Regions from separate parts of the Mus musculus genome. Here all the other regions are linked to region 4. The links are chromatin loops, found by intact Hi-C in ENCODE. Cell type or tissue: left cerebral cortex. All regions are shown on one strand. Region 1 has its middle 19 kb from the start of Gm10451. Region 2 has its middle 28 kb from the start of Gm10451. Region 3 overlaps Sptb (spectrin beta, erythrocytic). Region 4 holds the start of Zbtb25 (zinc finger and BTB domain containing 25). Region 5 overlaps Plekhg3 (pleckstrin homology domain containing, family G (with RhoGef domain) member 3). Region 6 holds the start of Max (Max protein).

What was found. Peaks named below come from ENCODE experiments on the same cell type or tissue, not always from the same donor. Only the 100,000 strongest peaks of a DNase experiment are listed, where the experiment ranks them.
Region 1: a loop joins it to region 4, with 3 times the contacts of the local background. A loop is called at or near these places in 8 of 42 quality-filtered maps.
Region 2: a loop joins it to region 4, with 3 times the contacts of the local background. A loop is called at or near these places in 9 of 42 quality-filtered maps.
Region 3: it touches region 4 in a loop (2.8-fold over the local background); 7 of 42 quality-filtered maps call a loop at or near these places.
Region 5: it touches region 4 in a loop (7-fold over the local background); 2 of 42 quality-filtered maps call a loop at or near these places.
Region 6: it touches region 4 in a loop (7-fold over the local background); 2 of 42 quality-filtered maps call a loop at or near these places.

The regions. Positions count from the first base shown.
Region 1 is chr12:76,461,455-76,465,454 of GRCm38, reverse strand. No RefSeq gene overlaps it. Among named protein-coding and RNA genes, the nearest start is that of Gm10451, 19 kb to the right of the region's middle. In left cerebral cortex, no CTCF peak of the experiment used is centred here; DNase peaks (open chromatin) are centred at 461 and 1,847; H3K27ac peaks cover 292 bases.
Region 2 is chr12:76,470,262-76,474,261 of GRCm38, reverse strand. No RefSeq gene overlaps it. Among named protein-coding and RNA genes, the nearest start is that of Gm10451, 28 kb to the right of the region's middle. In left cerebral cortex, a CTCF peak has its summit at 2,018 (motif pointing right); a DNase peak (open chromatin) is centred at 2,021.
Region 3 is chr12:76,590,000-76,593,999 of GRCm38, reverse strand. All of the region lies in intron 32 of Sptb (spectrin beta, erythrocytic), which reads left to right. Among named protein-coding and RNA genes, the nearest start is that of AI463170, 44 kb to the right of the region's middle. In left cerebral cortex, a CTCF peak has its summit at 1,576 (motif pointing left); DNase peaks (open chromatin) are centred at 1,537 and 1,868; H3K27ac peaks cover 636 bases.
Region 4 is chr12:76,368,162-76,372,161 of GRCm38, reverse strand. Zbtb25 (zinc finger and BTB domain containing 25) reads left to right here and starts at 2,602. Exons shown (of 3, transcript NM_028356.2): 1 at 2,602-2,722. Zbtb1 (zinc finger and BTB domain containing 1) reads right to left here and starts at 1,642. Exons shown (of 2, transcript NM_178744.3): 1 at 1,432-1,642. In left cerebral cortex, CTCF peaks have their summits at 824 and 1,747; DNase peaks (open chromatin) are centred at 1,713, 2,593, 3,061, 3,777 and 2 more places; H3K4me3 peaks cover 4,000 bases; H3K27ac peaks cover 3,586 bases.
Region 5 is chr12:76,543,283-76,547,282 of GRCm38, reverse strand. All of the region lies in intron 1 of Plekhg3 (pleckstrin homology domain containing, family G (with RhoGef domain) member 3), which reads right to left. It overlaps AI463170 (expressed sequence AI463170), which reads left to right. Exons shown (of 3, transcript NR_046044.1): 3 at 112-311. Among named protein-coding and RNA genes, the nearest start is that of AI463170, 2.6 kb to the left of the region's middle. In left cerebral cortex, no CTCF peak of the experiment used is centred here; DNase peaks (open chromatin) are centred at 954, 1,233, 1,381, 1,938 and 2 more places; H3K4me3 peaks cover 699 bases; H3K27ac peaks cover 2,346 bases.
Region 6 is chr12:76,960,197-76,964,196 of GRCm38, reverse strand. It overlaps Max (Max protein), which reads left to right and starts at 1,949. Exons shown (of 4, transcript NM_001146176.1): 1 at 1,949-2,207. The coding sequence starts at 2,172. In left cerebral cortex, a CTCF peak has its summit at 1,820; DNase peaks (open chromatin) are centred at 1,842 and 3,045; H3K4me3 peaks cover 2,164 bases; H3K27ac peaks cover 1,270 bases.

The sequences.
Region 1 (4,000 bases), 93 kb before region 4:
GATCTTCAGATTCCCAGAAATTGGAGTTGCAGATCGCTGTGAGCTGCAATGTGGGTATTAGAAATTAAACTCAGGTCTTCCAGAAGAGCAGTAAAGGTTCTTAGCCTCTGAGCCATTTCTCCAGCCCCCTGATTTATTTTTAAAAGGAAATATAATTATGGTCCCCTGCAGAAGATCAAGTCATTACAAGAGCAGCCAGTATCCCAGCAGACAGCGCTAATTGGATTCTGTGTATGGGGGTGCGTAAAGTGGGGGGAAAGGGAGCCTGTTAGGAGGTGTGAGGGATGGGGGCGCATAGAGCTGTGGGTGGGTATGATCAAGGCACACTGTACACCTGCATGAAACTGTCAAAGAATAAAAACAAGGTTAGCAAAGAGAGCTTAAAAAGGAAACACACCGTGCATCCTACGGCTTGGTTTCTCATCCGCCTCCCCCTGGAGCAGTTGTTGATTTCAATCTGTTCTTTTCTCTGAAGTTGCGTTTACACGCCTCCCTTCGGGAACACTGGAAACAGTTTATATTTATAGCCCCTTGTCTCTAGGATTCTGTAACTCCTTTAGGCTGGCCGTGTCTCTTGATTTATACTATGCTGGTAAATCATCCCCAATAAAGCCTTTCTTTTCTTGATATATATGTGTACAGAAACAGGAGGGGATGATTTGGAGCGGGAAGGGAGTAGTTTAATCTCTGCAGTGCTAAGCAGAGAAGCCGCAGGAAGGAGCAGTGCTCCCTGGCCACATGGCCTCTCACAGCCTCACAGCCAGGCTGTGTCTAGAAGTCCAGCTTCCCTCTCCAGACTCACACAGCTGGAGACCTTGGGTCCAATCTCTCTCTCTCTCTCTCTCTCTCTCTCTCTCTCTCTCTCTTTCTTTCTCTCAAGATGCATTTATTTTATTTATATGAGTATATTGTAGCTGTCTTCAGACACATCAGACTCCATTACAGATGGTTGTGAGCCACCATGTGGTTGCTGGGAATTGAACTCAGAACCTCTGGAAGAACAGTCAGTTCTCTTAACCACTGAGCCATCTCTCCAGCCAATCTTTTTAAGTTCTCAAACCTGTCATGGACTTCAGGGGGCCCACAAACCCCAAGAGTTACATATGCAACTATTTACTTTTCTGGAAAAGGGCTTGGGTCATTTTCAGACTTTGGATCTCCACAGCCCCAGAACTAAAATGGTCTGGCTCTATGTAGGTCTCCAATTCTCCCAACAAGACAAATTTAAGTGGCTTTTGTACCTAGGGACCAAGTAAAACTGTGCTGTACCTATCACCTTGTCGAGATTCTAAATGTACAGTGATGGTAGGAACCCCAACTCTGGAGCAGACTGCCTCAACTATCTCCTAGCAGTGGGGCCTCTTTGGGACAACATGTGTCCTTCTGCTCTTGCTTCCTGGGACAGATAAAAGTACCTGTCCTGTTAAACAAGTTAATATGGGGGAAGTGCTTAGAACAGCCAGGCACTGGGGCAGTGTCACATGGTCTCCGGTCCTTCACTGTGTGGCACGGTGTGACATAGTGCTTACCTGTAGTCAGGAGTAATCATGGAGTTTCTATGTTGGGAAGATAAACCTGAAGCACCTCTTAGGAGTTAGTGTAGTACCTAGCAGGTCCTGTATGTACAGATGACGCTGCAGAGATGCTGTGGAGAGAGCAGAACCTTCTAGTGGCTCTCTCTTGCTCTCTGTGTGTGTGGTAATCTGCATGTGTATGTGTGTGTGTGTGTGTGTGCGCGTGCTCATCTGCGTATGTGTGTTGTATCTCTTTCTCCTCCCTTCTTCTCCCAGGCCAAGATCCTAGGCAGGCCTGTGCCACAAGCTTAGGGAAAACATCAGAGAAGAAAGCTGGGGAGGAGACAAAAGCTGGCTCAAGTTCAGCAATGACTCAGATCAGACACCCAAGACCAAATGCAAATACAGCAGAGGCTTGGGGTTGCCCAGAGACTGCTTGTCACAAAGCTGACATATGCCCTTCCTATTGTTTTCCTTCCATGTACAGATCGTGTGTGTGTGTGTGTGTGTGTGTGTGTGTGTGTGTGTGTGTGTGCGTACGCGCGAGCGCATGTTGGGGGTTGAACTCGGGGTCTCAAGTGTGTTAAGAATATATAACCTGAGCTAAACCTCAGCCCCATCCCACGACATTATAAATTTGGTTATTTTTCTTTTCATTGTCGTTATACTTTTAATATGTATCAATATAAGTCCCCCTCAACATTTGTTTTGCAAATATTTTCATTTCTATTGGTAGTCTTCAAATTTTATTGATATCCATTTTTTAAAATGTTGAATGATTATATGTTTATGTATGTGGGACTCACATGGCATGGCTCATGTATGAGGTCTGAGGGCAACTTGCCAACTTGCAAGAGTGGGTTCTCTCCTTCCACCACATGGGTCCTAGGGATCAAACTCAGATCTTCAGGCTTGGCTGCAGACACTTTGATTTCTGGGCCACCTTGCCAGGACTTTCCCCCTAAAGACAGCATGGTACACACACTTTAAAGCAGGCGCGCGCACGTGCGCGCGCGCACACACACACAGTTGTTATTTTGTTACTTCATTATTTGTTTGGTTGGTTGGTTTTGAGATGGTTTTGCTGTATAGATCTGGCTGGCTTAGAACTCACTGTATAGACTAGGCTAGCCTCAAAAGGTTGTTATTTGGAAAAGTCCAATTTATTTGTTTATTTTTTTATTCATTTTTGGTTGCTTGTGCTTCAGGATCATATCACAGGAATCACTACTATATAAACCAAAATAGCAAGGATTTATGACTGCTTATAACTTATGACTGTTTATGATTTATAAATTTCAGATGTTGTATTTAGATCTACAAAATGTGTGTGGTTGTTAGTTTTAATTGTCAATTTGACAGACTCTAAAATCCCCTGGCACATGGGCTTGTGGGCAAGCTTGTGGGCATTATATTGATTTCACTATTGAGGTAGAACTACCTGCCCACTGTGGGTGGCACCATTCCCTCAGCAGAGGGTCCTGGACTGCATAACAGTGGAGACGGCAAGCTGACACCAGCATCATGCATTCAGCTGACATGAGCTGTTGTTTCAGGTTCCTATTGCCTTGTTTCCAGACATGGCAGTCTATGCCTCAAGTTGGGAGCTGAAATAAACCATTTCTAGCTTCAATTGCTCATTTCAGGGTGTTTACTGACACCAGCATCATGCATTCAGCTGACATGAGCTGTTGTTTCAGGTTCCTATTGCCTTGTTTCCAGACATGGCAGTCTATGCCTCAAGTTGGGAGCTGAAATAAACCATTTCTAGCTTCAATTGCTCATTTCAGGGTGTTTAATCGCAGCAACAGAAAGACACAAAGATGATGCTTCAGTTCTGCTGTATTGTGAGAAGTAGAAATCTAAGTTCTCTTATTTGTATGTTGGCATCCAGTTACTTCTACACTCGATGGTTGCATGAACTCCCCGAGAGAGCTGTCATGACAATCTCAAAGTCTACTGACCATAAACGTGAACGTTTATTCAAATACTTCTTGCTTTGCCCTCTTCCAAACTATTACACTGACTGAGGCTTTCTGCATATCCCCTTCTGATTTTGGACCCTGTACTAGGTGCACCATTGTATTAGACCTGTGCCCCTGTGAAGGTGGGGACCTGGCTGTAGCCTCAGGAAACTACACAAGTGTCCCTTGCCTTAGTGTCTCTATTGCTGTCAAGAGACATGATCATGGCAACTCTTTTTTTTTTAATTAATTAATTATATGTAAGTATACTGTAGCTGTCTTTAGACACTCTGGAAGAGGGAGCCAGATCTCGTTATGGATGGTTGTGAGTCACCATGTGGTTGCTGGGATTTGAACTCAGGACCTTCGGAAGAGCAGTCAGTGCCCTTAACTGCTGAGCCATTTCTCCAGCCTGATCATGGCAACTCTTATAAAGGAAAACGTTCAATTGGGCCTGGTTTACAATTCAGAGGTTTGTATCTATCAAACTATCGTCATGACAGGAAGCATGGTGTGGTGGCA
Region 2 (4,000 bases), 100 kb before region 4:
AGACCCTGATTATATTTGGGTAGATGCCTGCAGTGTTTGTTTCAATGACTTCCAGAGTCAGAATACTCCAGAATGAAGTCTTTTTAATCCACCATATGAAGACACCTGTTTCCACCGTGAGCTCTGTGTGAATCGTGTTTCTGCAGACGAAGGAGAAGGCTGGCGTGTGAATGTTCTCACGCCATGGCCAGACGTTAGGGAGCCATTTGCACCTGGAGCAGGATATTCCATTGTCTGAACCGCCCTTGTGGGAGGCCTGAGTGAGTTTTTGCCTTCCAGAGCTATCTGAGGCCTCAGGTCAGACTGCATGTTCCCACGTCATGTCCAGCATGGAGAGGGGGCAGAGGAAGTCGAGGGGATCCCCTGGAGAACTTCCTTTTTCCTTTCCCCCAGCCTCCCCCATCTCCAGCCTCCTCTTCTCTTCTCGATCTTCTTGGCAGATGTTTGACAGGCTGAGCTTGCAAACAGTTCTCTCTCTCTCTCTGCTGCCAAGCCTGACCACCTGAGAGTCATCATGGTGACCCACATGGTTGTAGAAGAGAACCAATTCTCTGGGCCTCTCCACTTCTCCAAGACCACAATCTGTGTGACCAATCTAGTTCCTGTTTGACACTCCTCTCTCTCTCTCTCTCTCTCTCTCTCTCTCTCTCTCTCTCTCTCTCTCTCACCTGCTGCAGAATCACTTAACCTTTTTTTTTTTTTTGGTTTTTCGAGACAGGGTTTCTCTGTGTAGCTCTGGCTGTCCCTGGAACTCACTTTGTAGACCAGGCTGGCCTCGAACTCAGAAATCTGCCTGCCTCTGCCTCCCCAGTGCTGGGATTAAAGGTGTGTGTCACCACGCCCGGCTCACACAGGAGCTTTAATCAGTAGCCTAAACCAAAAATTCTTAGACCAGAAATAAAAGTGTTGAAAGCAAACTGACCTCCAAGGGCCAATGGGCCTTGGGCCATTTCTCCTCCTCTGTGGACCTTTAGGGTTGTTTCAGATACACACATCGGAATTCTTAGTGTGTGTCCCAGGGTGTGAGGTTGTTTTGCTTTGTTTTGTTTTGTTTTGTTTTGTTTGTTTCTGTTTGTTTTCCTGAAACCAAGGGTGGCAGCAGAGAATGGTAATTCTGGAATAACAGGAAGGTAGGACTGTAAGGGAAGATTTCCACTGTCTGTACCTCACTTAGGGCTGGGCCCCCCTTTCAAAGAGACCAAAGGGGCTTGTTTGTCATAATGGATCAATAGGTTATCGTGCTTGAATAAAAGCAGCAACTTATCAAACTTATGTGCCACAAGTTTTTAGTTTTTATAACAATACGGAGTAGATGTTATTACTAAGTTAAGGCTTGCCCCATGTCCTACAACCATATAGGAAAAGTCTAGGAAAATGTCTTGCTTATTGAATCTAATATTGTCTTTCTGGTTGCAATTATTTCTTTTAAAAATATTTATTGATTTTTTACTTATGTGTATGTTTTTATATTTTATGTGCACTTGAATGTATGTAGGTGGCTAAGGAGATCAGAAGAGGGTATGGGACCCTCTGGAGGTATAAGCACTATGTGGTTCTGGGAAAGTACTCAGGGCCACTGTAAGAACAACAGGTTCTCCTGACTACTGAGCCATCTCAAGTCTTGCTATGTCGCCTTGGCTGGACTTGACCTTGTGATCCTTCAGCCTCCTGCATGCGGAGATTTCAAGTATGTGCCTTCATGCCCAGCTGTGGCTTTCATTTGTCTGGAGGCAATATAACTGTCAGGAAAAAGTGGATTTCTGTCAGGAAGCAAGGGTTACATTTTTCATTTAAAACAGTAACCACCATGGTTACATGAAATGAACTCCTAGCTGAATAATGTCTACATTCTGGTCAGTTGAATAACTTCTCCCGGAAGCCACTATGAAAGCCAGCCGTTAGATCCTCTCACTCTCGGGGTGGTGGTGGTGGGGTGGGGTGGGATGGTGGGGGAGGATTGGTTGTGGGGGTAGAAAACGGAGTATGCTGACATTGTAAAGATGCCCAGCAGGTGGCAGTGTTTCCCATAGCAGCAGCAGAACCCATGGAATTCTCTCCACAGATGCCTAGAGATGAGAAGACAGATTTATGGAAGTAGACCATAGCACCTGCTTGCATTTTTGTGTGTGTGTGTGGGGGGGGATTGAACCCACAGCCTTGTGGATACTAGGTAAGTGCTCTACCACTGAAATACTCCCCTAGCCCTCAGTTTTATAATTTTGTCCATTTACACATAATTTTATAATTAATTAATTAGAGACATGGTCTTTCTACTTTCGCCATAGCTGTCCTGGAACTCACTATGTAAACTAGGCTGGCCTTGAACTCACAAACATCTACCTGTCCTAGAGGCTTGAGCTACCAAGCCAGAATACACATGATTTTTTTTTTTTTTTAACATTTTGGTTAAAAACAAATTAGGCCTTAGTGAAAATGACAGGGTCGGGAACAGGGGCCTCCTTCCTGCCTGCTGGATGCCCTCAGCTGCCTAAACTCCCATGTATGTGACCTTCTCCATAGATCTGTTCATCCAGATACACTTCAGTCCCACCCCAGTCACCTGCCCCATCAACTGCAGGTCGGTTCCCTGCTCCACTTCCAGTGCACATCCCAGGGCTGCTCCAGCCTGGGCCTGTCCATCTTTATTATGGGTCTCATGAAGGAACCAATCACATTTCTGGAGAAGATAGTCCTGTCAATGACTAACTCAAAGTGACAACTGCTTGCTGCGAGAAAGACATTGCAGACCAAGAGGGGCTTCACCAGCTCTTTGCCTGAGGTCCAAGAAAGCAGCTACTGTCCTAGGATGGGCGATATACTCTTTTAATTTTGAAGACAATCAGGTTTTAAAGAGCTTCCTACTGTAAATGTAAAATATAATAACAAGGTATTGAAATTGTGCATAATACCATGGGAACAAGGGAGTGAGTTAGGAGGCTCTATAACCATTATATTAATATGCTGAGAAACGTTGTGGTAATTTTTCTTTTCTTCTTCTTCTTCTTCTTCTCCTCCTCCTTCTTCTCCTCCTTCTCCTCCTCCTCCTCCTCCTCCTCCTCCTTCTTCTCCTCCTCCTCCTCCTTCTTCTTCTTCTTCTTCTTCTTTTTTTTTTTTCTGAGACAGGGTTTCTCTGTGTAGCCCTGGCTGTCCTGGAACTCACTTTGTAGACCAGGCTGGCCTCGAACTCAGAAATCTGCCTGCCTCTGCCTCCCAAGTGCTGGGATTAAAGGTGTGCACCACCAATGCCCTGCGGTAATTTTTCTAATACCTGCCCCCCCAAACAGCTTACGCGCAAACTCATACTAATTGATGACTTGCGTTTTGTTTGTTATCTTAGTTAAGGTTCTATTGCTGTGAACAGACACCATGACCAAGACAACTCTCACAGAGGAAAGCATTTAATTGCAGCTGGCTTACAGGTTCAGAGGTTCAGTCCACTATCCTCGTGGTAGGAAGCATGGCAGCACACAGGCAGGCATGGTGCTGGAGGAGCCGAGAGTTTCCAGGAAGAGAGCCGCACAGTCTGACTTGAGCTTCTGAAATAGCAAAGCCCACCCCCCAGTAACACACTTCCTCCAACAAGACCACAGCCACTCTAACAAGGCCACACCACCTAGTGCCACTCCCTAAGCACTCAAATATTTGAGCCTATGGGGGAGGGCAATCATTCAAACCAACTCATTTTCTGAGATAGGGTTTTTCTGTATAGCCCAGGCTAGCCTTGCGCTATCACCTTCCCTTCCTCCCCTCCCACACCAGCCCCATATTAATTTTAAAGTAAAATGTTTGCTTTCTAATCGGGTACCCTCAAACATCCCCTCTGTTACTGGACGAAGGAGTCAGCGTCAGGCTGAAGATGCTCTGAAATGCTGGGGCAAACGTTACTTTAGTAAGCCTCCCCTTTGTTTGCTACCAGATGGCTAGACTCAGGACTGTATCGATACACGTCTCCTTATATCAGACCATGTTATCAGTAGGCAGACAGAGCTAAATGTAGTTA
Region 3 (4,000 bases), 220 kb before region 4:
CAGCGTGGCAAGGGTGTGTCTGCCTGCAGTCTGGCACTGTGCCCTGGCTCCCTAGAGAAACCTTCTCTCTTTCTGGGCGTTACACACAGCAGGGTGTGGCCAGCTCTCTCTTTGCTATGCCAGATGCTAATGCCTGGTCCTTCTGCTGCAAAGTCTCCCCCAAGTTTCTTGTTTCAAGCTCTATGTTCTCCAGTCCCCTGTCCCCCAATACCGATGGACTCAGGATGAGACTCAGCTAACATTCGGGAGCACCTGGGAAGTGGGTGGAGAACTGCCTACTTGACAGTGCCAGGGTCCAGGCCTCTAAAGTCAGCTCACAGGTCATACACATTGAAAACCACCTCGCTTGCTCTCTGGTGGCAGTGGGTCAGGCGGCCTCCTGTGTCCAAGAGAAGCCTCCACTTCCCTTTGCTTTGTCCAGTGCCATGAACCATATTCCCTCTATCTTGCCCAAGCTCCTCAGTAGACAACAGTTGCCCCTTGGAGTGTAGGATTGAGCCTCTCTGCTTCCAAATCCCACTCCTGGCAGCCCCTCACCATCTCCTGGCCTGCCATATGCCAGTCTGCCTTTCCTTCTCCACCCTACACTTCTGGTTCAGCAAAGCCTCTCCTTTGGGGGAACTGTCGACCCCAAGGCTCCGTGGTCTCATGCATGTCTTTGGCTGCTTTTCGACTCAGCAAACGGATTCTTTCTCTTCTCTTGCAAACAACTGTTTTCAGGTACCCTTCGCAAGCTATCTAGACAACCCTTCTCCGTCACAGCCCAGGGGCCAAGACGTCAGGCACTGGGGAGAATAAACATCCCGAACTGCTAGGGTTGCTGCTCACCCTGCCCTCACCTGGCACTGTTTGGTTGCCTAAAGCATCTAGCAGTGTGTCTTTTGTGGTGCAAATCCCATTTCCAGCAGAGAAGAGAGCAGATCATACCACCTTAACAAATTGGCCACATGCCTGATGTAAGCTGGGCACATCTCATTTAGACTGGGAACCCAACAGGTGATACTTTCTTCAGCAGTCACGGTATTATGCGCACATAAACACACCTGGACTGAATAGAAAAAGCATTGTGTTTGGAGCTAAGCAGACCCATCTTCTACCTTCCATTGTTAGATATATGGCTGTGGGCAGATTTCCTGTTCCCCGTAATCTGTAAAACAGAGAGCCTGTGAGGCTTGCGAGACAGAATGTGCATAGAGAACTTGGTGCTTAGCACATGGTCAGTTAGGTCCCGTCATCCTTACCTTAACCCTTCATCTTTGAGAAGAACCTTCCCTCATATGGACTCTAACATTACCACGGTTGTAGACAGCAACCAGCCCAAGGCCTCCATCCTTGACACTCCATCTATGTACGTTCTAGGCTCCTGTCCCAGAACTCATCTCACTGCTAACATGAAGCAGTCTGTTCTGAGGTCCATCCATGCCCCTGGCTCTCACCAACATTAACAGTAGAGGGAGAGTTCTGTCAGCAGGGTTCTTTTGCTTATGGGTCCATCGTAATTCACTGAGCATCTTTAGGAAGACCCTGTGGTCCTGGGCCAGGGTATTTTGGCCTGTGGAATTAATGGTCTGTGTGCAGTCCCCCACACCCCCTGCTGGCTGATCCTGGAAATGCATCTTTAAAAGCCAAGCTTATGTGACTTACTTGACTTTGCAAGGCTGTCAAGATTCCACCAAGACTCCCAGGAGCCAGGAGTCTCTCCTTGTTTAGCCTCAATCCCAGGAGGTCCTACAAGGCTCTTCTGAGTGTCTTTTCTTTCCATAATGTCCCCCAATCAGCAGCCAATTCCCTTCTCAGACATCGTGCCAGCAGCTGGTACACACATCTTCCCATCAGACACCTCTTCTTGTGTGTTTTAACAAATCAGCAAACCAGCCTCTACCGCAGGCAGTGTGTCCTCCTATTGCAGGCCCACCCTGCCCGCTGGCCCCCTCTTAGGGCCTAGACATCTGCACTACCTTCCAGCCTGACCCCCAGAATTTCTTCCAGGTAGCTCTACATTCTCCTTCAGGCTCCCTGGGTGATGTCCTGTGATGGACACCCTCAGTGGTGCAGAGCCTGAGTGTTCCTGATGATCAAAGCCTGCTGGCTGAGTGTATAGAAGTCATCAGGGGCTTTGGCCACCTCCTCCACCCAGTGTCTAGGCAGAACCTGTCTGTCTTTAACATGCACCTCTGCTGGATGAGAAGCAGCTCTGAGCCCTGACTAGAGGCTTCTGGCACTTCTACCAGAGACTCCTCTGCCTGACAGTGCAGTGGCTCTCCCCTCAGACCGCTGCAGGCTTCCAGGGAGAACAAGGGAACTGCCACCTCTTCCTGTCCCTTCCCTAGTTTATTTAACCTTGGAACCTTTCAAAAGAAAAGGAAGGAAGGCAGGAAGGCAGGAAGGCAGGAAGGCAGGAAGGCAGGAAGGCAGGAAGGCAGGAAGGCAGGAAGGAAGGAAGGAAGGAAGGAAGGAAGGAAGGAAGGAAGGAAGGAAGGAAGGAAGGCAGACAGACAGGGTTTCTGTTTGTAGCCCTGGCTGTCCTGGAACTTGTTCTGTAGACCCAGTTGGCCTCAAACTCACACAGATCAGTCTGCCTCTGCTTCCTGAGTGCTGGGATTAAAGGCATGTGCCACCACTACCATTGGTCCTTCTGTCCCCAGGCATCCACCAGCATGATCTCTGGCTCCATTTTTGGATGGGCCATCGTTCAGCTAGCTGTTTGCTGGGAAGTCCTTGGTGCTGCTAAGCCTAGAAAGAGGCAGTAACTCATTTAGCAGCACTGCAGGTCTCAAATCCATTCCATTTGGAGCTAAGCCCAGGGCGCTCCTTTGGTTCCCTGACCACCTGCATGCCTAGGCCTACCCTCAAGGGCTTGGTTTGCCTCCCTTTCAAATTTGCAAGACCTTCTTGGGGGGCAGAGAAATAATGGCGTGGACTCTTGCCCTGACTCTGCTAACCTACTGTGTGACCCCCAGGTTGTCCCTCAACTTTCTGGATCCCAGTTTTCTAATTTCTGGTAGGACTGGCTGATTCAGCTGCTCCCCAAGACATCTTCACAGTCTCCAAACGTCCAAGAATTGTCCTCTTGGCTCCCTTTGCGGGGACTCCATCTGTCCCTGCTACCTCCAGCCTTCTCTGGTGGGACCTGCTTTCCTCATAAGGTCTTCATTGCCAACACTACCTCTGTCCCCCTCCTCCTTGAGACACCAGCTGCTAGTAAAAGACCCCGGGGGACATTTCTAATCTCAGCTGAATTCCAGAGACCTCTGACATACTGCATGCAGTACTGACACTAAGCTAGGAGGCAGCTCCCTCTCACTCCCTGTGGACTTTGTTCAGTGGATCAGAACCCCCTTTCTGCTTTGTTTCTGCTCACCAGGTCTAGGTAAAGTCTTCCTCAGAGTCTTCACAAAGCTGTGAGATCTTTGTAAAACTCCTACCATGAATTACCAGGACCTTCCACTAGGAACATTTGTTGTCCTCAGCCCTAGCTAGTGACTTCAAAGACACCTTCTCAAGTCCATTATCAAGCTCTGTGAGCTTCATAACAAAGTCTGAGCTGCCCTGAAGGGCTCTCCCCAGTCGCCACAGTTCCCCTGCTCCTGTCTGGAGCTCTGGAGTATTCCTACTGAAAACAACAGAGGAAGTAGCGGGGGGGGGGGGGGGGGGCCTTGCCTGCCAGCAAGCAGCTAGAATTTCCCATTAAGGGTCACCAAGGTATCCTGAGAACAACTCCATACTCTAGGAAAAGGAGTATTTGAGATGGTCGGGCTGACTACACAGTCACTGGCCATGACAGCTCAGGAGAACTGGGAGGCAGATGGGTTTGGCAGGATTAGGATCCTAACGGCCAACATTCCTATCTTATTCTGAAAAGCTTCAGATCACCCATAAAGTGGTCATGGGTACCGCCTTACAAGCAGACATATCAGGAAGGTTTAGTGACTTGCTGGGTTCTCGCCTGTTCCCAGACTTCATTCCAGGTCTGTCTGACCCAACGCCTGGGCTTTGGGTG
Region 4 (4,000 bases):
TTTAAGAGGAAGAAACCCCATGCAGCTACCAATGCCACTCAGTATTACTGAGACTTTAGGGGATAGTGATTCAAAAGGGAAGTTTTACAGTTCTAGGCAACTGACCATCCATCCATCATTTGGGCTTCAGCCTCTTGTACCTTCATTCTTTCCATTTCTCCAGATCATATCCATTTGAGGTGACAAAATTCCAGAGAACCTATTTTATACCTTTTAAAAAACATGGTTGCTTTAAAACAGTCATAAGAACTACATCGATTTCCCCAGTCGACTTCAGGGTGCCTCAAACTTCGGCTCAAGAAATTCTAAGTGGTCTTGGAAAGCCTCAGAACAAGCCTATCACCCCAAAATTTAGGATTTCCTGAGGCAGGAGAATTATATCCAAGCGATCCTGGGCTACCTAGCCAGACCTTGTCTCAAAACGGGGTGGGGGTCGGGGGGAAATGCTTGGAACGCTTTGTGGATTCCAGTGTCAAAGGGGAAAATGTTGCCGCAGCGATTCATACTGTACGGAAATACAGTCTGACCAGTGGAGAATCTACATGTACCGTCACAGCGACATTCGATTTGGGAACATGATCACACACATACAAAACCCTATCCCCAGAAAACAAGGACTTTCATTAACCTGTTCTAGACCCGTCCGAGTTGGAAAATGTCTTGTCAAGCCCTCAGATCACGTGGACGAGTGGCTAAGGTGGAAAGGGAGCCTGGGAGCGGCGGCTGAGCCCAGATCCACGCCTGCACGCTTCAGCAGCAAGGACTCCAGATCGCCACCCAACTAGCTCACCGCCTCCACCAGAACTTCTACTTGTAAGCGCCCACCACTGGAGGCAAAAAGCACTTTCTTCTCGGGACTCGGGGGGCGGGGGGGAGGATCTCGTACACAGAAAACCCCCCAAACCCCCGAGACCTACCACTTTGGACCCGAACAAAAAGCGTGTGTGCTGAGGAGCGGGGGTGGGAAAGAGCGAAGCAGGAATCCGCGCGGCCCAGCCGCCTCCTCCCTCGGAGCGCGCCCAAGTCTGCGGCCTCCGGCTCCGGGACGCTCCCCTCCCACCGGCCGCCCAGCCGCAGCTGGAAGTTAGCGAAGCGCGCTCTGGGCCCGTCAATCAAGCGCGGCCTCCCGCCTCCACCTCCCCTCCCCCCACCCCCCCAGCACAAAATAAAATAAAGGGAAAAGAAGTAATTTGGGAAGTCGTCTGGAGAGGGGATTCGTCCGGAACCCGGAGAGGCCGCGCGCACCGGACTGACGGCCGGCCCCGAGCGAAGCCGCTCGGCAGACCCCCGCCACCGGCTCCTCGCCGCGCGCTTTCCACGCTCCGGCTCCCCGCACCGGTCGGCGCCGCCTCGGCCACGCACTCCGCCAGGCCCGTGGCCCAGCTTCGGCCAAAGTTGCGCAAATGGCCCCGACGACTGGCAGCTACTCACCGGGCGCGGTGGGACGCGCGGCTGCGGAGGTTTTATGGAGTTGAGGGCAGCGGAGCCGCTGGGAAGGCGGGCGGAGGCGAGGGGCTGCGGGCTGCAGTTGACGGCGCGCGGCGCTCGGCTGGGCTGCGCCGAGACACTCCGGGCTCTGCCAGGGACTGCGCTGCAACAAAGGACTTCCGCTGCCGCACAGCCGCGCCTGCCGCACCGCACTGAGCCGGCCCCGCTTACGCGGCGACTCCGGGTCTGCCCACCAGTTCGCGGCGGCGTCCGCCAGCCTTCCCCTCCCTCTCGCCCGCCCACCCACTCCGCCGCTGGCGGCTAGGGGCACCCGCGGTCGCCTGTTGGTTGCAACAAGTTTCTGCGTCGGGCCGGGGAGGCTGGCACTGCCCGCAGCGCGGGCGCCCGGGCGGCGGCGGCTGGAGCAGCACTGTCGCCCCTCTCCCCGGAGTCGGCTTGGCCCTCCTCCTGTTTGCACAGCTGGACGCCACTGGGATCCTCCCGACTCCCCCAGGGCTGGATGCCGATCGCCCTCTACCCAGATGTCAGACCCCTGTCCCGCAGGGCCCCGCAGTTGGACCCGCCCCCGCGCTCCACCCTGGACGCCTGGAGGGGGGGGTGACACTCTCGTCCCGTCCAGCCTAAAGCCTGTCCGCTCGGGGTCCTCCGTGCCCCCCGACTCCTCTTCGCGTGGGCCCGCCAGCCTCGGGCCTGAGTCACTTCCCCCGCCATGCCCCGCCCGGCCCGCCTCCCTCCCTGGCTCCCGCCGCATGTGGCTGCCTGCCCCGCGCCCTCGTCCCCCTCCCGCGCCAGACGCCGGTGCATCCTTGCCCGTCCCCACCCAGGGCCGAGGGGGCACCCGTGGTTTTTTTTTGTTTTTTGGGTTTTTTTTTTTTTTTTTTTTTTGCACACGCCGGGGAAAGTTCCCAGGTCACGCCAAGACGTGTGGGGAGCCAGTGACGCTCGAACTTGTCCCCACACTTCCGCCTCCAGTCACGACTGGGGACCGTGGCAGAGGCGCGCCCGGAGCGCGGGGCCGACCCCCGCCTTGGCCACTCGGGCGGGCAGGCAGGCGCGCGCGCACGCACGCACGCACGCAGGCAGGCACGCACACTAGCCGGGGTGCCGCTCGCTTCCCGGCAGTCCGGTCACGTGGGCCGGGCGCGGGAAGCCGCGCGAGAGCAGCCCGCCGGGTGCGTGAGCGGGCGCAGCCGCGTGGTGTGCGCCGCGCGGGAGCCCGCCCCTCCCGCACAGAGAAGCCCGCCCGCCAGTCCGCCGCCGCGGCGGAGTCTGGGTAAGCAACGCGGCCCTGCCCCTGTGGGCTGCTCCGGGCTCAGTCCCTCCCGCCGCGAGCCGCCCGGGCGGCGGCTGCAGCTGCACCCGTCGCGGGACAGATGCAAGTAGCCGGGGAGAGGGGTGCTGTTTTTGGTCCGTTGGAGATGTCAGTCAGGGCCCAAGGAGGACATTAGCAACGGCGAGCGAGTGCTGGGCGCGCGGAGCCGCCCCTGGCCGTGGGCCGCCGGGGCCTAACGCGGGCGGGATGGCGCGCGCGATTGCCGCACAGCCTTAGAGCCCATTCCCGCTGCGGGCCGGGCTCCGAGCGGGCGCAGAAGCCTCAATCCGTCTGTGTCAGCCGGGTCCTGGGCGGCCGCGTCAGGCCTCCAGGCTCTAGCAAGTGGGCGGGTGTCCAGATCGGGCTGCGCAGCCCTCACTCTCCCCTCCCCCATCCAGTTTGTGAGTACCTAGCATCTAGGGCAAGTAGCCCCCTACCCTAATAATTAATTTTTCTCTTAGCCCAGTGGTTTTTCATTTTGAATTCTGGCCCCCATCTTATATCATCGTCTCCCTAGCACTCATTTGGAGGAATCAAGCCGTTATCAGTTGCTTAGGTAACGCACTGCGCTGTACCTGGAACCTGATAGCAGCTAGTGTTGTGTGTTTTATAAATTAACTCCCATCTCCCTCTAAGGGATTAAAGTTGGCCTTCTTCCTCGAGGGACTCCAGCAAGTCCTTCAAAAGCTGCAGAGCTGTCGATTGACAGAATTGAAGTACATCTTAGAATCAGAGTTTTTCAGCTGAAAAGGACCTTAAATATCGAGTCCATCCCTCATTTCACAGCTAACACCCGGCCTAAGAAGCAGAGTGTTGCCCGATCAAAGTTTCTGCACCTTTCATAATTAGCCTCAGGACTGCAGTGCCAGTTTATCCTGCTTTGGACAGTGTATACTCCAGAAGTGATTAAAATTACATCAGGTTTACAGGACTTCTCAAGTTGATAGCCCAGGCTAGTGTAGAAGTAGCAATGGATCTTAGGTCGGGCTCTCACTCGCAGGAACTAAGAGTGTATGCCCCCTGGTCTGGCCACGTGTCTCGGCCTTAGGTTTAGGCATCATTCTTGAAGCAACCTAGATATAGGTACATAGCCACTGCCTGACTTGGGGGTGGGATGAGTAGGTGTGAAATAGTCAAGATGGCTGGGATTCAGTTAGGGAGCAATGAGACATCCTGGGTGGTCAGCAAGAAGACCCCCACCTACCCCACCACACACTAGACTGTCATGCCCAGTACTAT
Region 5 (4,000 bases), 180 kb before region 4:
TGGCTGCTCATGTTCCCCAGAGGTTGCCAGGCGAGGTTCAGAGTCCCAGCTGCACCCCACTCAGCCACCCTTGGCCGGGTCTCAGAGGCTACCTACCGCTTTCCTCAAAAGGGCTCCCATCCCAACACAGAGAGCAGTCCCGGGAAGGTGGCCAGGGACTGGGGAGCGGCATTCTCTCCGGAGTTCGGCAGCCCAGCAGTTAACAGGCTCGGGCTGGGCAAGCAACGAACTGCCACCAACAACCTCGGGAATTAAAGCGCCCGCTGCCTCCTGCTGAAACCTCTTCAATAAACGGTCCTATTCAGAACCAGTTCCGCGTGTGGGTCACACTTGCTGCATTTCTCTCATTCCTGATTGCTGGGGGGCCTTAGCCATGAAAATGTACCTTCCCCGCAAAACTTAGAAGGCTCCGGATGGGGGAGGACCCAGGCCCCAGCCCCAGGAGGTAAGCACCTTGCAGAAGAAGACCACAAATCTCTCCAGAGATTAAGCACATGGGGTACTAAGTGCAGGAAGTCAAACACTGAAGACTCAAACAAAGCCAGATCAGTCAACAACACAACAATACTCCATTTGTGGGGCACCTCCCCCACTCAGGCCCTCGAAGCCTGAGGCTATTAACCCTTCGGTCCTCGAGGCTGCAAGTTGGAAGGTGGGACACAGGTGGACAGCAGAATTATCCCTGCTTTTCTGGTCAGGAACACTGAGGCACAAGCTGTTCCCAGATAGCAAACGAAAATCGCAGGCCACATTTTACGAGGGTGACCCAGGCACCGAGGTGACACATTCGCTATGTAATTTCACAACACCCCCCACCCCCACCCCCGACTCCGACTGGAGGCCATGTGGCTAGCGAGGTGGAAGGCAGGGTTTGCTGGAATCCAGGATTCCTGAGCAAGCCATTCACAAGCAACAGCTCGCCTCCCCCTCCTCACACACAGGACCCAGGAGACTAGATGGAGCCAGAGAGGAATCCACAGTCCCTCATGGGATACCTCCTTTTTTTGTTGCTCTTTTTAAAAGTTAACATTTTGCCGGGGAAAAGTTCCCACACAGTGTGACAACCTCAGAAAGAGGCCCAAACGGAGTCATCTGGGAACCCATAACTCACCCATAGATGCGTCCAGAAAGAAACCACTTGTGAGACCAGCAGAAGAGGCAAACACACAGCAGTGTTCTTCTGCCCACACACTCCGGGGAAGCGGGGTAGTAGTCTGCACACAGCACTCAGTGAGGCACAAGCATCTCGAACTGCTTCTGTGAGTGTCCCGACAATGTACCCCACTTACAACCTCGGACGGCAAGTCCGAGACGTTTGCGCCCTTAGTGTCCTCCAGGTCCCGTCAGTTGTGCTGACAGCTATGTGAGGATTTGCCAGAAGAAGGCTGATGTAAATGAGTGTGTAGGTGATGTGGACACAGATGGTACGTTGTGGGTGACTGTGTTTGAGGAAAGAGGTGTCCTCCTGACAGAGACACTGGTGTAGGCTTGAGAATGAGGGGTTGGGGTACAGCTGACCTGTCCACTGCCTGGCTGTAGCTGATACCACAGAACCAAAGCTGGCCTAACTTCCCAGGAGTTTAATGCTCACTTGGCATATGTGAGACCCCAGAAACCAGTCCCTGTCCTCCACCCCACCCCCCCCCCATGCTCACCACCCAGGAAAGGCAGAGGGTCACTCATGTTTGATCTCAGTATAAATTATAGGCTAGGTGCTGGGGACACAGCGACCAAGCAGCATGAATACAAGACTGTGCTTCTTCTCACTGAACTTAGGTGACAGCAGGGAGGACAGCCACACCAGTAAATAAACAGTATACTTCAGGATGGCACTAAGTGCCATGCAGAAGAAGAAAAGAAGAAAATGGTGTGGTGGGGAAAGGGGGGGTTGTTAGGTAGAAGAGAGCAGGGTGAAGTGTCCACATGACATACACAGTAAAAAGCAGCCAAACAGGCAAGCTGCTCCTCTACCCCACCTCAACCATCCACTTCCACTCACGGCAAGCCCAAACCTACCCATCGCAGAGGAAGCACAGATTTGCACAATAGCTTGCTTTGAAGCACCAGAGCCTTGCTTTGAAGCCTGTCTCTCTACATCCCACGAAGAGAAAAAGCTCAATGCAAAACTTGCAAGAGGCTAGCAAGATGGCTCACGCATTTTTCTCCCAAACCTGTTGACCTGGGACCCACATCGTTCCAGAAGAACCAACTCCCGGTGGTAATCTTCAGACCTCCACATGCAGGCCACAGCATGAGCATACCCACCCCCGCAGACACACACACACACACTCTCTAAATCTTTAAAAAATAATGAGACCTGTTCCTATACAATAATAATAGCAATGAAAAATCTAAAAACGTAATTAAGAAGACAACCCGGAGTAATGAGATGGGTCAGCAGGTAAATGACTTGCTGCTGTACCCACTGAGCATCTGAGTTCAGTCCTCTGCACTCTACAGTGGAAGGAGTGAACTACAGGTTGTCCTCTGACCTTAGACACCCCAATCCATCCATCCATCCATCCATCCATCCATCCATCCACCCACCCATCCATCCACCCACCCACCCACCCATACACACACCCACCCACCCACACATAGTTTTTTCACATTTATTAATGTATGTACTTTATTGTACAGTGCTGTATCTACATGTATGCACACCAGAAGAGGGCATTGGATCTCACAGGATTACAGTCATAGATAATGTGAGCGACCATGTAGGTGTGGGAATTGAACTCAGGACCTCTGGAAGAGCAGCCAGGGCTCTTAACTCCTAAGCCAACTTTCCAGCCCCATAAACAATTTTTTTGTTTTGTTTTGTTTGTTTGTTTGTTATATGAAAGTACACTATAGCTGTCTTCAGACACTCCAGAAGAGGGCGTCAGATCTTGTTACAGATGGTTGTGAGCCACCATGTGGTTGCTGGGATTTGAACTCCGGACCTTTGGAAGACCAGTCGGGTGCTCTTACCCACTGAGCCATCTCACCAGCCCATAATTTTTTTTTTTTAAGGCAAGCAAAAAAGGCTAGATGTAGATGAATTTCTCTGAGTTCAGTGCCATCTTGATCCACACAGTAAGTTCCAGAACAGCCAGAGCTATGTGGAGAGACCCTGTCTCAAAAATAAATAAATAATAAAAATATAAAAGAAAAAAGGCACAAGAAACTAAAATACTGTTGAAAGAAATTAAGGATCGTCAAACAAGCAGATAGTCATTCGTGGTCTATCCATACTGAGCACTTAACACTGTTAAAAATGGCAATCCTTTTAGGCAACTCCCAGGCTGCAGATTTGGCTCTCCTTGTCCCTCCCCCCCCCCGCCCCCCCCCCCAAAAGCACCGACACCAGGACCGCACTGTGCTGGCTCCCATAAGAGCATATAGCCCAGAGCATATAGCCCAGAGCATATAGCCGAGAGCACAGAAATAAAGCTGCACATTTATAGTCAGTGTAAGTGAGCATCGGCATATAAGATTTATTGGCAAAGCCGAATGTGGTGGCGCACGCCTTTAATCCCAGCACTTGGGAGGCAGAGGCAGGCGGATTTCTGAGTTCGAGACCAGCCTGGTCTACAGAGTGAGTTCCAGGACAGCCAGGGCGATACAGAAAAACCCTCTCTCGAGAAAACAAAAACAAAAAAAGATGTATTGGTGGGGTCAGGTCACTGGGAAGCAGAGGCAGAGGCAGGTGAATCTTTAGGGACTCCCAGGTCAGCTAGCTCAGAGTGCACAGCAGTGACTAAGGTACTCTTTCTCAAGCAAAGTCAACGATAGGGACTCACATCCAAGATTGTCCTCTGACCTCCACACGCTCGCCCACATGAACATGCGTGTACACACGCACACAAACATATACCTACACACATACACAGATACACACATTTATACACAAAGATTTCTTTTAATTAAACACAGGATTACCATGTGACCCAACAATCCTAGTCTTGAGTAAATCATTAACATATGTCCACACCAAGATGTTTACACATTACATAAT
Region 6 (4,000 bases), 590 kb before region 4:
TCATATCGCTTGCTGCTGTACAATCTGCTTGGCATATCCGCTTTCCCTACAGTGTTTTTATAATTTACTTCTTAGATTTTAGCCATGTGAGCGAAGATTATTTTTATAACAGCTTTGTTGATGCATAATTATTAACATATCAATCATAAAGCCCACTCTTTCAAAGTATATAATTCAGTGAAAGCTTGCCTTTATCCTGGCATCCTCTAGGTTGCACATACGAACCACCTGAAGATCATTAAAAACTGTCTTTTACTGATCCTACCCACCTCCCAAAGGCTTTGACTTCATTGAGGAGGGGCATGGAACAGGCATGAGATATATTTTTTTAATCCCCCAAAAAACTAACTTGCAGCTAAGGATGCACTCTGCACATTGCACATTGCAGGTAGATATATAAGGAGGGTTTGCGGTGATCATCCATTGTCTCTACTTCTGGTATCCAGTTAACTCTTACTATCTTATCCAGGCAGTGGTGGCAAATGCCTTTAATCCCAGCACTTGGGAGGCAGAGATGAGGCCAGCCTGGTCTACAGAGTGAGTTCCAGGACAGCCAGGGCTACACAGAGAAACCCTGTCTCGAAAAACCAACCAACCAACCAAACAAACAAACAAAAAACCCTCTTACCATCTTTGTCTCCCTTACAGCCCTTGACTTCTATTACGAGTCAGTGTCTGCTTATGACTGTGTTCTCATCACTAGGCTTGGCCACACGGACATTTAAGGCCAGCCTGGGCTAGGTGTCAGAAAGATTGTATTACACCACCAAGTTTCTGCACTCAATAGTCAGGGGTTAAATGATTTTTTACTCAAAAAACATTAACTCATAAATCAAACTCAAGACCGCACTCATTTTGAAGATCAATTGTAAAGTGGTAGTCTGGTTAATTTCTCAGATGACCTTATTATTACTGTTTGTTTGTTTGTTTGTTTGTTTGTTGTTTCATTGAGGACCTGGTGCACACTGAAAATGGTGACAGGGTAGTCCGGTTTTTGCTTTCAAAGCTGTGAAGTCTTTGAGGGGACACATCATGCCATTCCTGGGCTGCCACATATTAGATACTTAGCTAAATGCGGGTGGGGACAATGTAGTTACACTTCATACCTCGTTGCATTATGTATGACCTTAACTGGACAGGGAGCTGCACAACTTTCCCGTTTTGATTCTTTTTGCAGTTAATTAAAGTTCTCTATAAACTGGGGCACTCCCTAATCTGCTCCGGCTACAACAAACAGAAGGTAGGTTTTACTTGCACCTACGAGAGGTTTTGTAAACACTCAAGCCCAGCAAGGACAGTTCTCTCGGACAAATGAAAGCAAGATTCTTGAGATGAAGGACACCCGGCGAAATCGGTCCTTTAGTTTGTCCCGTAATGTCTCTTAACACCTTAAACCCAGATAACAGAGGGCCCGCGTGGGCATCTCGACCGCGCCCCCTGGTCAGCCACAGCGTGATTCCTTCCCGGGAGGGTTACGCCCCAGGGCGCAAGTGGAGCGACTCAAGCATTAAACGAGACAATGTAAAAGCAGTCTAGCCAAGAAGAGACAGTGTTATTTTGGCAGCCAGTTTCTCTCCCCCCGCCCCCAAACCCCCGAGCCTCCACCCAATCCCTTGGGCCGGGCGCCCAGAGCTCGGAATTGTGGCCGGCTCCAGGAGCCCAGCTCCCTCCACGTGTCCTGTCTTCCCAGCAGCCTCTCCGCCGCCTGGGGAGGAAAATCTCCTGACAACTCGCGGTCTGTGGACTACATCTCCCGGGAGGCACCGCGCCACTTCTCGCTGCCAACACCCGGGGCGCAGGCGCCCTGAGCTCTGTCAACAAGCGAGTCTGGCGAAGCCTGTGTGCGGTTCCTGATGGGATTTGTAGTTTCTCTGGCTCTCTCTCACTCGCCCATCCGACGCTCGAGGACTACAAGTCTCAGCTACCCCGGCGCGGTGAGCCCGGTCACGTGTTAGGGGGCCGATCGGGCGTGCGTGCCGCCGTTGATCCGGTGCTGCAGTGAGGTGGTTGTCGCCCGTGTTGTGTGTGCGTGAGTGTGTGTGAGTGAGTGAGCGAGTGAGTGAGTGTGTGCGTGGGGGCACTCGGCTTGTTGTTGTCGGTGACTTCCCCCTTCCCTCCACCCCTCCCCTCCCCGGCCGCCGCTGCAGTGGCCGCTCCCTGGGCCGTAGGAAATGAGCGATAACGATGACATCGAGGTGGAGAGCGACGTGAGTCCTGGGGCTTCTTCCTTTCCGTTCGGGTTGTCAGGCGGGGACAGCGGCAAGGGTTCTCAGCCGGGCGACGGCGGGAGGGGGTCGGGTCGCCGCCGCCTCCGTCCTTTTCTCCCCCTCCCCCCGGGGCCGGGACCGCCTGCGTCGCGCTCCAGGCTCGCTCCCCTCCAGTCCTGTCCGGAGAGGCCTCCTGGGACTGAAGGTGGGAGCAGACACGCGGCCTCTGGGACCCCCACATTCTCCCGTGGAGGAGGGTGTCGAGGCCTCCCTCTCCGCTCTGCCCGGCTGGGGATCCCATTATCCTTCCGGATCCTGGGCAAGGAGACCAGCGCTCAGCTCTTGCTCTTTGGGTCCATGAGCTCCCTCCTCCTGTGACCGGTTGATCCTTGGGGTGAAGGGGCTGGGAGTGCTCTGACGCCCTAGAGGGATCGAGGGAGAGCAGGCAGTGTTCCGGATCCCTCTTGTCCGGTTCGGATCCCAGAAGGAGGGGCAGTGCCTGAAACCCCCCCCCCCCCCCCCCCCAACTAGGCTACGGGATCTCGCTGGAGAGAGTGGAAGGGGAAAGAGGGAGGGAGGGGTGTCAGACTGACTCCCCACCCGCTGCTTCCTCCGCCGCCGGCATTTTCTTTCTTATTATTGAATTCGAAGTGTGAAAATAACTTCTGTATTTTCTATTTTTCTCTCTCTCTTATTCCAGGAAGAGCAACCGAGGTTTCAATCTGCGGTACGTCTCCTACTCTCCATTTCATTTTCATTTCCGTTCAGTTTTGGTTCTTTTTGGAGTCAGAAAAAGAGATCGTTCTATTACTTTTAATACTCTTGTAAACTCCTCTTAACCGCTAAGGTGAGGTTGAGTCTGTTGGGGTTGGAGGAGGGGGGCGTTGCAAATCCACATGATTCTTGATATTCAGGTGGTAGATTCTAGTGAGTAGGTAGGTAGGTAGGCAGGCAAGTGAGGAGGCCTGTGCTGTGAACTGAGTTGTTCTGTAGTGTTCAGTGCGGCGGAGATATGTGAGAAATGGAAGGGCATTCTGAAGTGAATGGTAGTGTTATTTCAGAGCAAACTGGCTAGGTTTTATTTAGGAGCAGGTAAACTTTAAGCAGTATCTCCATAGTTGTGTGAAGTTGCAGGCACATGTAATAATCGCCTTTAGCCAAGGTCATGTGACTACTGCAGACTCCTAGGATCTAGAAAAGCATGATATTCCCCAAAAAACGACAATGGAAAAAAGAGAGGCGCTAGAAGTTAAATATTGAAAGTGGCACAGCTTTTTGTGGTCTTGACTTTCCATTTGAGAAGAAAAAAAATGTTGAAGAGTGGCACTGTTAGAGACAGCTTTGCTGAAAGGTGATGGATGCATCCATATAATGTTATCAGTAACTTATTAGATTTTTTTATATTAATGGGGTTTTTTTGTAGGTGTTTCTGGCTTTGGGTTGACCCCATGCTTTCTTGTCTGGAGTCTGAGACTTAGGAGTAAATAGGCATAGATTAGAGAGAGAGAGGAGAGAAGGAATAGACTCAGAATACAACCAGAGGAGAGAGAGAGAGATGGAATATTTGATGGTTGGAAATGGTAGGGAAAGAGAATGGAGTGAGGTCCTCATTACCCGTGAGGACCAGGTAACAGCTAGTCAAGGGTGGAAGGAAGAGGTGAGGATGTACACCCCTTCTAAAAAGTCCGTAGCCACCTGCCCCTGCTGCTTGCTACCTGAGAGTGATCGGTGCTGCCCGGTGCTGCCAGATCTTTTTGTTTCCTTCAGGGCTGAGCCCTATCCCTGGAACCTCA